2 separate regions of the Mus musculus genome follow, and region 1 is linked to region 2. A link is a loop called in an ENCODE intact Hi-C map of the cell type or tissue named here. Cell type or tissue: heart. All regions are shown on one strand. Each heading gives the region's core, and the rest is flanking DNA. Links, peaks and the distances in the headings are about the cores only. Region 1 holds the start of Csnk1d (casein kinase 1, delta). Region 2 holds the start of Fasn (fatty acid synthase).

Region 1 (6,524 bases), core at 860-5,859, 170 kb before region 2:
TCTGTATCCAACCAGAGTCAGGTCTCTGGACACAGGCACACATATCTAGCACCCTTCTTGATCCTGGAGATGGAGCCTGTGTCTACCGCTTGCCTGACAAGGACTGGCACCATGAGACTGGGTGGAGAATACAAGTGTGCCTACTCTTTCCATCATCATTTGCAGTTCACATGGCCACACAGGAAATGTCAATTCTGAGCCCCTAGGTTCTAAGCCTTGCCTCTCTATTCACTCCTGAGGTGTCTGCTACTTTGGGCTTCTTTGTAGGGAGTATAAAGAGGTGAAACCTGGGAGTTTTGGAGACGCGATGGTTCAGTGGCTAAGAGCCCATGCAGCTCTTCAGAGGAGTTGTGTTTTATCTCTACCACCCACATGGTACACAGACATACATGCAGTCAAAGCATTCACACACATAATAAAATGAATAAATCTAGAAGGAATTTAAATAAAATGTTAAAAAAGAGAAAGAGAGAGAGAAAGAGAGAGCCGGGCATGGTGGCACACACCTTTAATCCCAGCACTCAGGAGGCAGAGGCAGGTGGATTTCTGAGCTCGAGGCCAGCCTGGTCTACAAAGTGAGTTCCAAGACAGCCGGGGCTACACAGAGAAACTCTGTCTCGAAAAAACAAAACCAAACAACAACAACAACAACAAAAACCCCCCAAAAAACAGTGGAGGCTTGGTGGTGCACTTCTGAGGATACAGGTGAGGACAACTTGCAGAAGTTAAAAATGAGCAGGCTGCACGGAAGGTGAACTCCAGCTAAGTGAGGGTAAACTCACTCATACAGGCTGCTCAACAGGAGACATCTGTCACAGTTCCAAGCGGAAGGATGCGCTTATTCTGTTCCCAGTCTCCTCTTTTCCTAATGGCTCAGGGAGAAAGGCAGGCTGGGTCTCCACGCTCCAGACATAGCTTCCCTACTTGGTATTCTGAAAGGAAACCTCGCCCCATGCCTGGGAGGCTGGGGAGATCTGGGCTGAAGCCAAGTGGTCTTGTATGAATCTGGAAGCTCACACTTACTACAAGCATTGGGGGGTGGGGGGGAATCTGCAGACACATACGACCCTCACAGTGAAGCCCAGTGGGCAGAGATACAGCTGTGCCCAGCAAAGCTATGATGGAATCTATACTCCAAATTGTTGGGGGCACCTGGAAAGTTGCCTAGCACCCCAGCTCCAACAAGGGCTACTCAAACCTTCCTGAGACTAGGCTTCTGTTGGGGTTTGTGGTTAGAATACACGTTAGTTGGGCAGGGGTGTCCAGTCTACAACATACACAGGGAGTTCAGGTATGAGTTTTGAGGGAGAGCCTAAATCAGCACCTTTGTTGGGAAGTGAGGACAAGAGGGGGATAGCCAGTACCCCACAGAAGCTGCCCCAGGCCCTCAAGGCAGTATATTTATACCTTGTTGTCTTGCTTTGGCTGGCCTGGCCTCATGCTCCACACTGGGCTGGACATCTGATCACAGGAGTCATTTGTGAAGCTGATGTTACTGAGTACTTAGTGTGGGTATCGCTTAGGGTCACCGTGAACCAGAAAGCTAACAAGGCTATTTCCAGCAGAACACAGCATGTTTGCTAAAGCACCTGTGTAGGCCTTTGCGTGGGCATTGTTACTGCAGGAGAAGGGTCTACAGGCCTAACACTTGGCCCCCTCTCAAGAGTGTTCAAATTACTAGCAGCGTTGTGAGAGGGTAGATTGTGTAAGTATAGAAAGAACCTAAACTTCAGAGGTGCCCGTGGTGAAGAGCCACCATGATCTCAGTCAGTGCAATCTCTGCCCGGCATGCCCAGGGGATGGCGATGGCTTTGGCACACACATTCTGCAGCAAGGGACTGTGATGAGAAGCCAAGAACCCCAGCACAGGACACTTGCAAATGACCTTCAAAACCCAGAGCATTGATCCTGCCTGGGGCCTCTTCCGTGCACTGCCTCCTTCTGACCATCGAGTAAGTAAAACGCAGCAAGAACTTTGGTCACTTTATCAGCTGACTGTCCTGTATACAAGTAATAAGAAGGGTGTGCAGAGCCCTAGGCACGCAGCAGCTCACACCCTCGGCTCTCTATTCCAGACAGAGCAGGTGCTCCCAGAGGGAAGACCGCTAGGCAAAGATCAGGCCCGAGGTTGGTAAGAGAGAGGTTAGGCCAGATACCAGGTTTGCTGTTTTCAGTTCAATATAGGGGCTTCTCAGATGAAGTTAGGTATTGTTCATCAACAGAAAAAAAATTATACTTGAATTCTGTCAGTAAGATTATTTTTACTAGTTTGGCCGCATCTGGCTCTGACTCCTGGACTAAAAAGCTAGGCAGTTCCCATACCTGCCGCTCAGTGACCACTGGTTTCAGTTTGCCTTGTGGTGTCTTCTGTCTCCGGCTGTGTAATGCTCCCCAACCTGACTGCCAACTGTGTGCAGGCAGGCACTGCAGGACCACCAAAAGGAAGGGTGGTGGAGCTGGGAGACTAGAAGACATGTCAGCTCCACGTGCTTCTGCAGGGCTGCTGAGTTGTCATGCAGCGTGATACCCTGTGCAGATGCTACGGGTGCTAGCTGACCAAATAGAAGCATTACACTCATCTGTGACTCTCGTGTTTCTGGCTGGGTGAGAGTGGGCCTAGAAAAGCATCTATTTGGAAGGTTGTCCCCTCCTGGTTAGGGGGCACCTCCTGTGTGGTAGCTCCTCCAGAGTCCCTCCTCAGTGGTCAGAATGGACAGCCAAGTCTTGGAAGCTGGCCGTCAGCCTGAACTTCAGAATTCATGTTTGTGTTTGCCAGGGGAACATGCAGATCCAATGCAGACCAGATAAAAATGTTGACTCTCTCTCCAGGCAGACAGCCCTGGAGAGCGATCAGAGTCTGAGACATACCCTCTACACCCTCAGTGAACTCAACACTGACCTTCCTGCCCACAGTGGGTCCCAGGAAGACCTCTTTTCTTCCACCCTTGTGTGCAAGAAGCTGGCAGGCAGCAGCAGGCACGTTTTGCACCATTCAAAGCCCACAACTGGTGATTCCTACAAAAGCTAACTGTCTACCTGTGATCTCAGAGCTAGGCCTGGACCGCCCTCTCTGCCCTTTTCCCCTATCTGTAAAGGGCCTTTCCCGGGGTCTACAAAAGGAACTGCTATTCGGCTTCTCTCTGCCTGTTTAGGGGCAGGGTCGCTATAGCCCAGGCTGGTCTCGAACTCCCAAGGGCTGGAACTACAGGCATTTCTTACCACACATGGCTTAGCTTCCTCGGACTTCTATTGGAGACAAATGGGAAGACCAAAGAGACCAGCTGGAGTCATCCTGCGGGAACGGTGGACACTGGGACAGAGAAACAGGCCTGGTTGCGACTGCGCAATCCATCAAGTAGCCAAGCCCCGCCCCCGAGCACGGTGGCCCCGCCCCCTTGGGTTGCTAGGGGAAGTGACGTCACAGCGCGATGGCGGCGGCTCCTTTAGGCAGCTGAAGGGGGATTTAGGCCCGGAAGATCCGAGTCCATCCGCGGCGGGGAGAGGGCGAGCGGGGCCGGCAAGGGCCGGAGCAGCGGCGGCGGCGCTCGGACTGTCCCATCCGCCCCGTATTGAGGCGCTGAGAGCGACGGGGCGACCGGAAAGCGATGGTGAAAGCGGGGCCGTGAGGGGGGCGGAGTCGGACCGGACCCGCAGTAGCGGCAGCAGCGGCGCCGCCTCCCGGAGCGCAGACCCAGGAAGCGGCCGGGCGGGCAGTAGCGAGCCGCACCGCTGCCATGGAGCTGAGGGTCGGGAACAGGTACCGACTGGGCCGCAAGATCGGCAGCGGCTCCTTCGGAGACATCTATCTCGGTGAGGCCCGGCGCCATCGAGCGCCCGGGGGCCTTGCGGATCGGCGGGCGGGGTCCCCGGCAGGCCGAGGCCTGCGGAGGGCCGGAGTGGACGTTCGGCATCCCCGCAGCCGAGGGCCCGGGCACCGGCCTCGGCCAGACACCAACGGCCGCTGTGCGAGCGCGGCCGGGGGGCTGGGCGCGGCGCGGCGGGTCGGGGTGGGGTGCGGGGAAGGGCTGGAAGGACAGGCCGGTCTTGGGGACTGCAGGCCGGGGGGCAGAGCTCGGAGCGTGTCTGGGGATGGTCGGGGACCCGGGAGAGGAAGAAGGAGGCCTAGAGGCGGGGGCCAGCGGGCCTCGGTGGTGGGGTGTCAGAGGGCGTGGGAAAAGGACTGGGGGCGGGGGCCGGGGGGGGACAGCGGGGAGGGGGAGGGGAGAGCGGGGCAGGGGAGGGCAGCAGGCTGGGGGTGGGGCCCGGAGGGGGCAGGGCCTGGGCCGGGCGTCAGCATCCTCCCCCACCTAAGGTCACCGCAGTAAACAAAGGCCATGCTCTGCTCCGCCAAGGGTCTGGTGCTGTTCCTCAGCTCTGCAGTGGCGTCCTGGATGTTTTCATGTGTGGGGGAGAAATGTCAAAATAAGCCAGATGTAGTGTGGAGGTGGGGAGTGTCCCGGTCAGAAATGGGGGAAACGACCGGCTGATTTCTGAGGGTTCTTGGAGCAGTCTGGGCCTGCTCTTTTCCACAATGGCATCTCCACTTAGCTGACCCGCTAAAGGGATCACCCATAGCCTCCTGGCTGCCACTCTCCTCCAAATCAGGACTGAAAATGTTCCCTGTGCCTGGCCTGAAAGGCCTTGGTTTGGTTGGGGTCTTGAGGATATGTTGAGCATCTAAGTTGACTACTGGACACCCGGAAATCAACAGGAATGAAGTTTTGATGAATGCAGATGCATTCAATGTCGAGATGTAGGCAGAACAGAGGGGAGAGAAGTGGTGTGGAAGGAAGTTCTCATGATGGCTCTCAGAATTCTCAAGGTAGACATGAGGGTTGCTTAGGGTTGCTTAAACCTGATAGTTGGGGATTTTTAAATACAAACTTCCCCCTGCATTTCTTAGTAGAATTATGTTATTCCAAAGCCCCTTGAGAACTTGGAGCCTTCTGGTGGTGAACTTCCTGTTAGAGGTAACCATATTCTGTTGAGCAGTAGCCCATCCCTGCATTTGTTTGGCTGTTGTACCTCTAGTGGAGAGTCAGGAAGAAGCTGTGCTTTGGGCCGGCCTTCTAGTCTTCCCAAGCTTATGAACTTGCACTCTGACTCCTCACAGGACCTTGATAGCTGGTGGTGTGGGGTGAACAGCTGGCCCATTTGGGTAGTTCAGAAGTATTTATGGTGCCTGGTTAGCATACAGGGTAAGCCTGCTATGTGCCACATGAGTGCCTTTGAATCCGAACTTCTTGCCAGAGTGGTCTGATGAGTAAAATATGCTTTAGAGATACTTAGGATTTGCTTATTTAAATATTTATAACCAAGTAGAGAGCCAGATGCCTTCTCGGCAATGTTTGGGAGTCAAAGTGCTGGGTAAATTGGAGCTGTTTGGCGTATTTATAGAACAATAGATTTTGGCAGAAGTTTAACCTCAGGATATAGGAGCTAGACTGAAAACCAATCCATTAGCCACCCTTTCATGGGCATCAGAAAATAGGTATTTTGAAACTTTTTGTTCCCTGAGATCTTGCCAAAAGGTTTTGTGCTTTCTGAAGATTGATTATAACAACCAGTTGTGCTATGGTAGTCATGTGTCATTCAGAGATGGGAACCTTTCTCCAGGAGAGTGCAAGCTGTGTCTGGGGTTGCAGTTTACTTAGTCACATCTCTACTGCCCCACCTGGTTCCCCACCTCCATCCAGAGCATGGGGCAGGATATGAGGGACAAGACAAAGGCTGAAAGACTGTTTTGAACCCGCAGATGCATATCCTGCTCAGGGTCTTCCACAAGTGGGTGGTTGGGGGCTGGCTTAGACACAGGCTGGGCACAGCGTTTGATCACATGAACTAACCTTTTCCAGAAAGGTTTAATTTGGTGACTCCTCTGTTGTGCTCCAAGATGGGCACTGGATCCTAGGGTTAGAATCACTGGCTTATCTGTCTGTCATGGTGTGAGTTTTGTTGTTGTTGTTTTGTTTAAGACATGGTCTCACTATGTAGCCCTGGCTGGCCTTGAACTCAGAGATCTGCCTTCTGAGTGCCAACATGCTAGGCCTACAGTGTGCCTTTTGTCAGGGGATTAAGCACTGCCAGTCTTTCTCTGCTTAGCTCTCAGCCCTACTGTCCTTTCAAGATACCCCTTTGGGGAACTGAATGTGAAATGAGTGACTCAGAATAAGATAGGCTAGGAAAGCAGGTCTGCAGGACGGTTTGGAGACAGGACCCGAAGACAGTGGGTGGATTGGCTCACCCGTACATACAGTAGGTCAGGAGCCGTGTGAGCATGAGTGGAGTTGGATCCTCATCTTGAAGTCTGTGTGACATGGGTTCTGGTGCAAGTGCAGTTGAAACATATTCCTAACTCTCCCACTTAGGTACTCCACATAAAGTACTTTATTCTTCCAGTGGGGTTCTCCCTTTTTTAAGCCTGGGAGTTGGGGGGGTATATTTCACCCTGAGACATTTTTACATAGAAATATGTAAAACTGTGGTCATAAGTAATTAAACCTGTGCTTATGCCTTCCCTGGTG
Region 2 (6,524 bases), core at 661-5,660:
TCTGGGTTCTAGCAGCAGCCGCAGCCACAGCAGCAGTAAAATGACCACTTAGACCATGGTTCAAGTGGACACTGGCAGGGCTGCTCTAGGCTTTAACCTGTACCCGTGTGGAGTACAGCTTGCCAGACAGTCCTTGGCCTGTCTCTGTTAGGGATGTAAGTGGTCAGAAGCGTTCATGAACACTCCCTGTTATACTCAAGCCCCAGGGACAGGACGAGGAAGGACTGAACTCTCAATGGGGTAGCCTGGCTTGAATGGGAGGGGGGGCCACCTGCTACCGCCGCCACCCCCCCCCCCCCAGCCCTTAGGAAACAGTCACAGCATCTCAGGGTGTTTTGGTTTTTGCTTTCTTTTGTTTCCATAGCCCAGATTTCTGTGTGCTAGGGGAGAGGCAGGCCTAGGATCAGTTGAAAATATGTGAAGCCCATGCCCACACACACCTCTTGCACCCTAGTCAGGACCCAACACAGTTGCTGCCACTGGCTAGTGCTAGGTCACTATGGAGGGCCTGCTGGCCTGTATAGGCTCTCACAAAGAAAAACAGAATATGAGTCCCTACAGGTTGTTATGACATGACCAACTCTGAGCACATACCCTTCCCATGTTCCTAACCTACATCTTTTTCTACTTCTTGCCTGTAGAGTGTCCAGCACCTTCAAGACCCAGCTGTTTCCAAAAGGTCAACCGGAGCCCTGTCCCCATACAAAAGGCCTTTGCTGTCAAAGGGCTAAAGATGGAAGCTCAGCCAAAAGCCACACCCCCCAGACCCAGCAAGTCTCACCCAGCTAAACCTACAAACTGCCAGCAGCAGCGGCCCTCTAGGATCCGCAACTACAACCTCAAGGACTAAGTCTCAGCCTCCTGCAGGAGACTGCACAGGGGCTCCACCTTGTACGTGGGGCCTGTGGTTATACAAGTTGGGAGTGAGAATACACATGGTATACAGGTGGGTTGTGAGCACAGGACAGCATCCCAAATGATGGCCTTTCTGATGCTAAAGAGCAATTAAAGCCTCCTCCATCTGTTTGGCCTGTGAAGTTGTCTGTCTTGTCCTACTTGGGGAATGCAGGCTGGATCCTGGGCTGGCCTCTGCCCCCTGCCTGTCACCACCCACAGCCACTGTGCACTCGCCCTGTCGGTGACACTGTCCTCCAGAGCCTGGTGGGCAGAATAGAGTGGCCACCTGCAAAGTATGTCCCCAAGGAACACTGTATGAGAGGTCCTCCCGGGAGCATGGGCCTGGCCACCCAGAGGCCCAGTCTCGGAACCAGACCCATCTGCCTACTGAAAACCTCATGAGACCTGCCTGACCACTTCCTGTCCATAGCATGACTTAAAGAGGCCCATGGCCTTAGCCTTGCTGGGTATCAGACACACAGGGCTGCAGGGTCCAGGCAGCTCCCAGGTCCAGGTTGTTGTGTGTCCTTGACTAATCATGTGACTCTTGCAGCTTCATTTTTGCATCTCTGTGTGTAAAATCCTGACAGTGATTCCAGGCTGGCTGGCTCACATGGTGGGCCATCACAACATTACAGGGAAGCCCACACTCAGTAATGTGGTCTTGGATGCCAGTTGAATAACTCAGGCCTAGGTAGCAGACATCTGCAGATCACTCCTGCTGTGGGTCTGTAGTAGGTAGCTCTCAAGGTGCATATGCAAAGAGAGAGCCATAGGATGCTTTTACAAGAGCCCACCTAGGTACACTGTGCTGTTTTCACGACTGGCAGGGGCCATGGCAGGCCATCCTGACGTGGCTCTCTCATATCCACATCTGGCAATCCACTTTGTTTGTCACGTGTTTCTGAGATGTAGCCATGCAACTTCCTTTGGTGAAAAGATGATCAGAGAAGTTTGCTCTGCCCTCAGCATCCTGCTCTGTGCACGGCCCAGACTCTGCATCCCTGGGTTACATCTCCTCCAGCTGAGACCCTGACAGCTGCAGAGGGCAGAGCTCTGCTGACCACTTAGGGTTGGCCAGCAGCCTGGCCAGTGAGAAGGCAAACATGACCTATCTCAAGGCACCAGGAGCTGGGGTGGGACTGCTCTGGCTAGTATGTGTACAGGCCTTTTGTAAAACTTTCCTAGGCTGGCCCTGAAACCCAAAGACACCCACAAAGGCATAGGGGCAAAATGGGAGAGCTTGGGGGCAAGCCAGCTTATGGGCAGAATACACCTGCCAGTCCTATAGGCTGCCCTTCAGGGTCCCTGCTTAGCCTCCTTCCACAGAAAGCCTGGGTGGATAGCCAAGTTGGAGAAGCTAGAAGCCAGGGTTGACAAGCAAGGCTCTGAGGCTCTGGCTTTTGCTATAGACTTGCAGTCAAGGACCACTGACACTAGCCCCCTTCCCCCTCCCCCCCACTCCCGGGCCATTACCCCATAAGGAGGTCAGTCTTAGTGGCCTGGGCCTGTAGTGGAAGGACAGGAGGGAAGGGAACAACCTCTCTAGGCACTCAAGGGACCCAACCCTGAGAAGTCTGTGTCTTTTTGGACGGTGAGTTTTGTCATCCCCCGCCCCCAAATTCGATAACCCTTTGAAAAGAGGAATTTAAAGGGAGGGAGGGAGAGGGTCCCGGAAACTCAGGGAGGCGCGCAGCAGCTCCTTTGTTCCCACCAGGCGGGGGAGGGGTGGTATCCCGCTCGCCAGATGGCCGCGCCTGGACACTGAGCGGACTCCGGAGGCCGCCACACGCGCCCGTCAGTGTTCCCTATCCTGCCTACTGCTCCCGTCCCTGCCCGCATCCTGGTCTCCAAGGTGGCCACAGAGGGTGGGAGTCCGAGAAAGCTGGGCCACGATGACCGGTAGTAACCCCGCCTGAGGCGCCCTCCGCCAGGGTCAACGACCGCGCTTGCGCGGGGGCCCGCGAAGTGCTTTGCCGCTGTTGCCGGCCCATCACCCTATTGCCTAGCAACGCCCACCCGCGCGCCGCCATTGGGCCACCGAGAACGGCCTCGGTGTCCAATTGGTTTCGATGTGGAGCAGGCCACGCCCCTCGGTTCCGCGCGCGCTACGATCGCGGCGTGGAATCGCAGCGACACGGACCTGTCCCCCCGCGTGGCCCTGGTGTCCTCCTCAGTGCAGAGTTTCCAGTGTGACCAAGCACGCCCGACCCACACTGCGCGCGCACAGTGCACACCTGGCACCGGCCGCGAGGGGGTGGGGGTGGGAGGACAGAGATGAGGGCGTCGGGATGAGCCCCGCGTGGCCCGCGCGAGGCCGGGGGCGGGGACGGAAGCAGGCGGGGGCTGCGCGTTCCTTGTGCTCCAGCGCGCGCCCGTGCAGGGTCCCGGCTGGGGGCGGCGCGCGCGGGCATCACCCCACCGGCGGCGGCGCGCCGGGTCCCGGGGCGCAGCCCCGACGCTCATTGGCCTGGGCGGCGCAGCCAAGCTGTCAGCCCATGTGGCGTGGCCGCGCGGGGATGGCCGCGGTTTAAATAGCGCCGGCGCGGCCTAGAGGGAGCCAGAGAGACGGCAGCGGCGTCCCGTCCAGTTCGCCTGCCGCGCTCCTCGCTTGTCGTCTGCCTCCAGAGCCCAGACAGGTACGCCGCTGCGTTCGGGGTTCCGGGGCGGCAGGCCGGTGTCGGGATGCCACGGCTCCAGTGGAAGGATAGGCGGGCGCCCATCCTCGGCACCCCTGCGCTCACAAAAGCGCCGCCGCGCCCCTCCGACAGCCAGCCACCGGGCTGAGCTCCGCGATCAGGCCGAGAGGGGCGCGGGAGGGGTGTGCGGAGAGCCAGCGCGGCGGGCCGCTGTCACGTGGGCGCCGCGCCAACCGGGTGCAGGAGTCTGGGCGCCTCGTGGATGGGGCCGGGGCCTTCACTCGCACTGGGCGGCTTTGGCAGGGCGCAGGAGGCCGCGGTGGTACCCGGGCTTCAGCTTGGAGAAGGCAGATGCGGGTCTGGGTGCGCACGAGGCCCCAGGGGCCTCAGCGGAAGTCATCAGACCATCCAGGCCTCACCGGCTGGGTGGCACGGAAGCCTTCTCGTTGGACTACGGTTGCAAGGCCTGAACTGCCCTGGGCAAGTGCCTTAGGGACAGGAGGATCTAGCAGATCCTTCTGCTGCCTCGGCCAGGTTACAAAGTGTTCGACCAGATGGCGAGAGGCTTCACCTTTCCCCTAACCGCACCAAGCTGAGAGTAGTATTCCAGGTCGGACCTTGCTGAAAGGGTCCATTGGCAGGGGATCGGTTTGCCTCAGCCCTGCTAGGCCTGGGCACTCACTAGTTGTCGGGCCTGTTCCCTCTGGGTCCTAACCAAGCCTGGCGTCCTGGCTGGCACTGAACGGCAGTCAGTCTCCACCCTCTTCGTGAAAGGGAAGCGCGCTGGCTTCCCCGTGGCTTAAGGTGAGAGTGCCCCAGACCCTGTTTCTTGAAGCCCCACTTCTGTTTGCAAGTTCCTGATTTGACTAGCCTGGGATGGAGCATCCAGTAGGCAACTGGAGATCCTATGGTCCCAGGTAGCTCTGGCAAAACATGGTAGGGTCAGGCCAGGTCAAGTGTCTACCCTGGAAGGGCTGACAATCTCAGAAGTAGCTATCAGTGCAAGGAGACCTAAGCACTCAGCTCATCCGTTGTTTACAGCTGAGTTCTGCTAGTTTCCACTGGGGGCTTTCTGAGCCCTTGCTCTCAGAAAGTCTTGAGGTGTGCTACCTGTGGATTTAGGTGGCTGTAGCTGGGAATGACTGTGAGAGACCCACCATGCTATCTTCCCCCACAGAGAAGAGCCATGGAGGAGGTGGTGATAGCCGGTATGTCGGGGAAGTTGCCCGAGTCAGAGAACCTACAGGAGTTCTGGGCCAACCTCATTGGTGGTGTGGACATGGTCACAGATGATGACAGGAGATGGAAGGCTGGTGAGTGTCCCCTCGGGATCATGCAGCAGGATGGTCTGAGAGTTTATGACCAAGGCACTTCTGGAGACAGGGAACTCCCTGTAGAGCTAGCTGTGAGGTTGAGAACCGGTCAGAATGAAAAGGGACAGGTGACTTGGTTGATCCCTCGTGGAGGACACCAAAGGTGGATCATAGAAGGGGGCTGGCCCTTTGGATATCTCATCTGCAGCCTGTGCCCTGAGCTGGCAGATGGTGTCTAAGATGACTCTCACACCCAATGGGCTCTAACAGAGCCACAGAGCAGCTCTACCTGATGGACAGGTGTGAGTCAGCATTGGGCTGGCCTGGCCAGCCTGGGAGCAGGCAGAGGGTCTCCCAGTCGCCAGCCTCACCTCCTACAGGGTTGGCTCTGGGTCACCCACATGTGGCTGTTTTGGGACTCCTCACTAGCAGTGAGTCTGGGTCACTCTCTGGGAGCCTGGCTTCAGAGGCTGTGATGTTCCTCAGGGCTCTATGGATTACCCAAGCGGTCTGGAAAGCTGAAGGATCTCTCCAAGTTCGACGCCTCCTTTTTTGGGGTCCACCCCAAGCAGGCACACACAATGGACCCCCAGCTTCGGCTGCTGTTGGAAGTCAGCTATGAAGCAATTGTGGATGGAGGTGGGTTGTTGGGGAATTCCTACCCTTTTTAGAACATACTGTAATGAGGGCTGGGGACATAGTTCAGTGGTAGCGCAACTTGTCTAGTGTGTGCAAGAACCTGGACTTCATTCCTGGTACTGTTAAAAGGAAAAGGAGATGCAACAATAATATCTTTTTGGCTCTTGAGACATCAAGGGCTCAGAGACAGGCCTGGCATGGGTCTCTCTAGCTATGTCCCCAATCCTGATACAGGGCCGGTGGCTCAGGAGGCGGGGGCCCTGAGCAGGGCACAGTTTCACAACCGCACACTAGAAGTGTCCCAGGCGCGCCCTGTTACCCTAGTTTCCTCACTCCCCAATGTCTGGTTGTTCTTGGGCTGAGGGCGGGGCTTACAGCAGGTAGCTCTGCAGGGGCTCAGCCTCGAGCTTTGGCAACAACCCTGTCCCACTGGCTGTCTCTTATTCTGGATCCTACTGCTTGGGACATGGATGTGCCCCCAGGGATAGAAGGCCCTATAGTGGGCAGCGAGTGTGGGTTGGTATGGTGGGGGTGCGCTTCAGGTTGGGAGATGTTAATTAGCCCTATACTTGATAGACAGCTTGATGCACAACTGCCCTGGGGTATGGTATAAGACCAGCGAGCCCTTGGTGAAAATGAAGGCCCTCACCTCGGACCTGTCTGGCTGCCCAGGCTCTATCAAAGGCTGGGCACAGCTCCCAGGGGGTTACCCACGGTCCTCTGCTTTCCCGGCTTGGACACTTGGCCTTTGTGTTCCTGTATCTCCTTATCACAGCCTGTCCCAGGGCAGGCTGCCCTTGGCACTAGAGAACTCATTGGCCAGCAGCCTCTTGAGACCCACCAGTAACACCAGAGGCCAAGGGAGTTGCCTTCAGACAATGCTGTTCTCTGTCTTTCCTATGGCCTCCTATGGGTTGCTGCCTGACCCAGACCTTAGAGGTTCACTGTGGCCCCTGATGGCATCTCTCTCACCCAAGCCTGTGTGGCTCTTGCTGCCCCCGGCAGGTATCAACCCAGCCTCACTCCGAGGAACGAA

What was found. Hi-C counts contacts between places; a loop is a spot of excess contacts. Peaks named below come from ENCODE experiments on the same cell type or tissue, not always from the same donor. Only the 100,000 strongest peaks of a DNase experiment are listed, where the experiment ranks them.
Region 1: a loop joins it to region 2, with 6 times the contacts of the local background. A loop is called at or near these places in 1 of 42 quality-filtered maps.

What each region holds. Positions count from the first base shown.
Region 1 is chr11:120,988,221-120,994,744 of GRCm38, reverse strand. It overlaps Csnk1d (casein kinase 1, delta), which reads left to right and starts at 3,412. Exons shown (of 10, transcript NM_027874.2): 1 at 3,412-3,810. The coding sequence starts at 3,735. It overlaps LOC115486436 (a long non-coding RNA gene), which reads right to left and starts at 3,381. Exons shown (of 2, transcript XR_003949839.1): 1 at 1-3,381. In heart, for the core only: CTCF peaks have their summits at 3,434 and 3,634; DNase peaks (open chromatin) are centred at 1,954, 2,764, 3,384 and 4,134; H3K4me3 peaks cover 3,768 bases; H3K27ac peaks cover 2,445 bases.
Region 2 is chr11:120,821,042-120,827,565 of GRCm38, reverse strand. It overlaps Fasn (fatty acid synthase), which reads left to right and starts at 3,019. Exons shown (of 43, transcript NM_007988.3): 1 at 3,019-3,536; 2 at 4,714-4,849; 3 at 5,336-5,488; 4 at 6,494-6,524. The coding sequence starts at 4,723. It overlaps Ccdc57 (coiled-coil domain containing 57), which reads left to right. Exons shown (of 19, transcript NM_027745.1): 19 at 642-1,024. The coding sequence ends at 850. In heart, for the core only: CTCF peaks have their summits at 3,130 and 3,436; DNase peaks (open chromatin) are centred at 2,025, 2,925, 3,295 and 4,535; H3K4me3 peaks cover 4,022 bases; H3K27ac peaks cover 3,989 bases.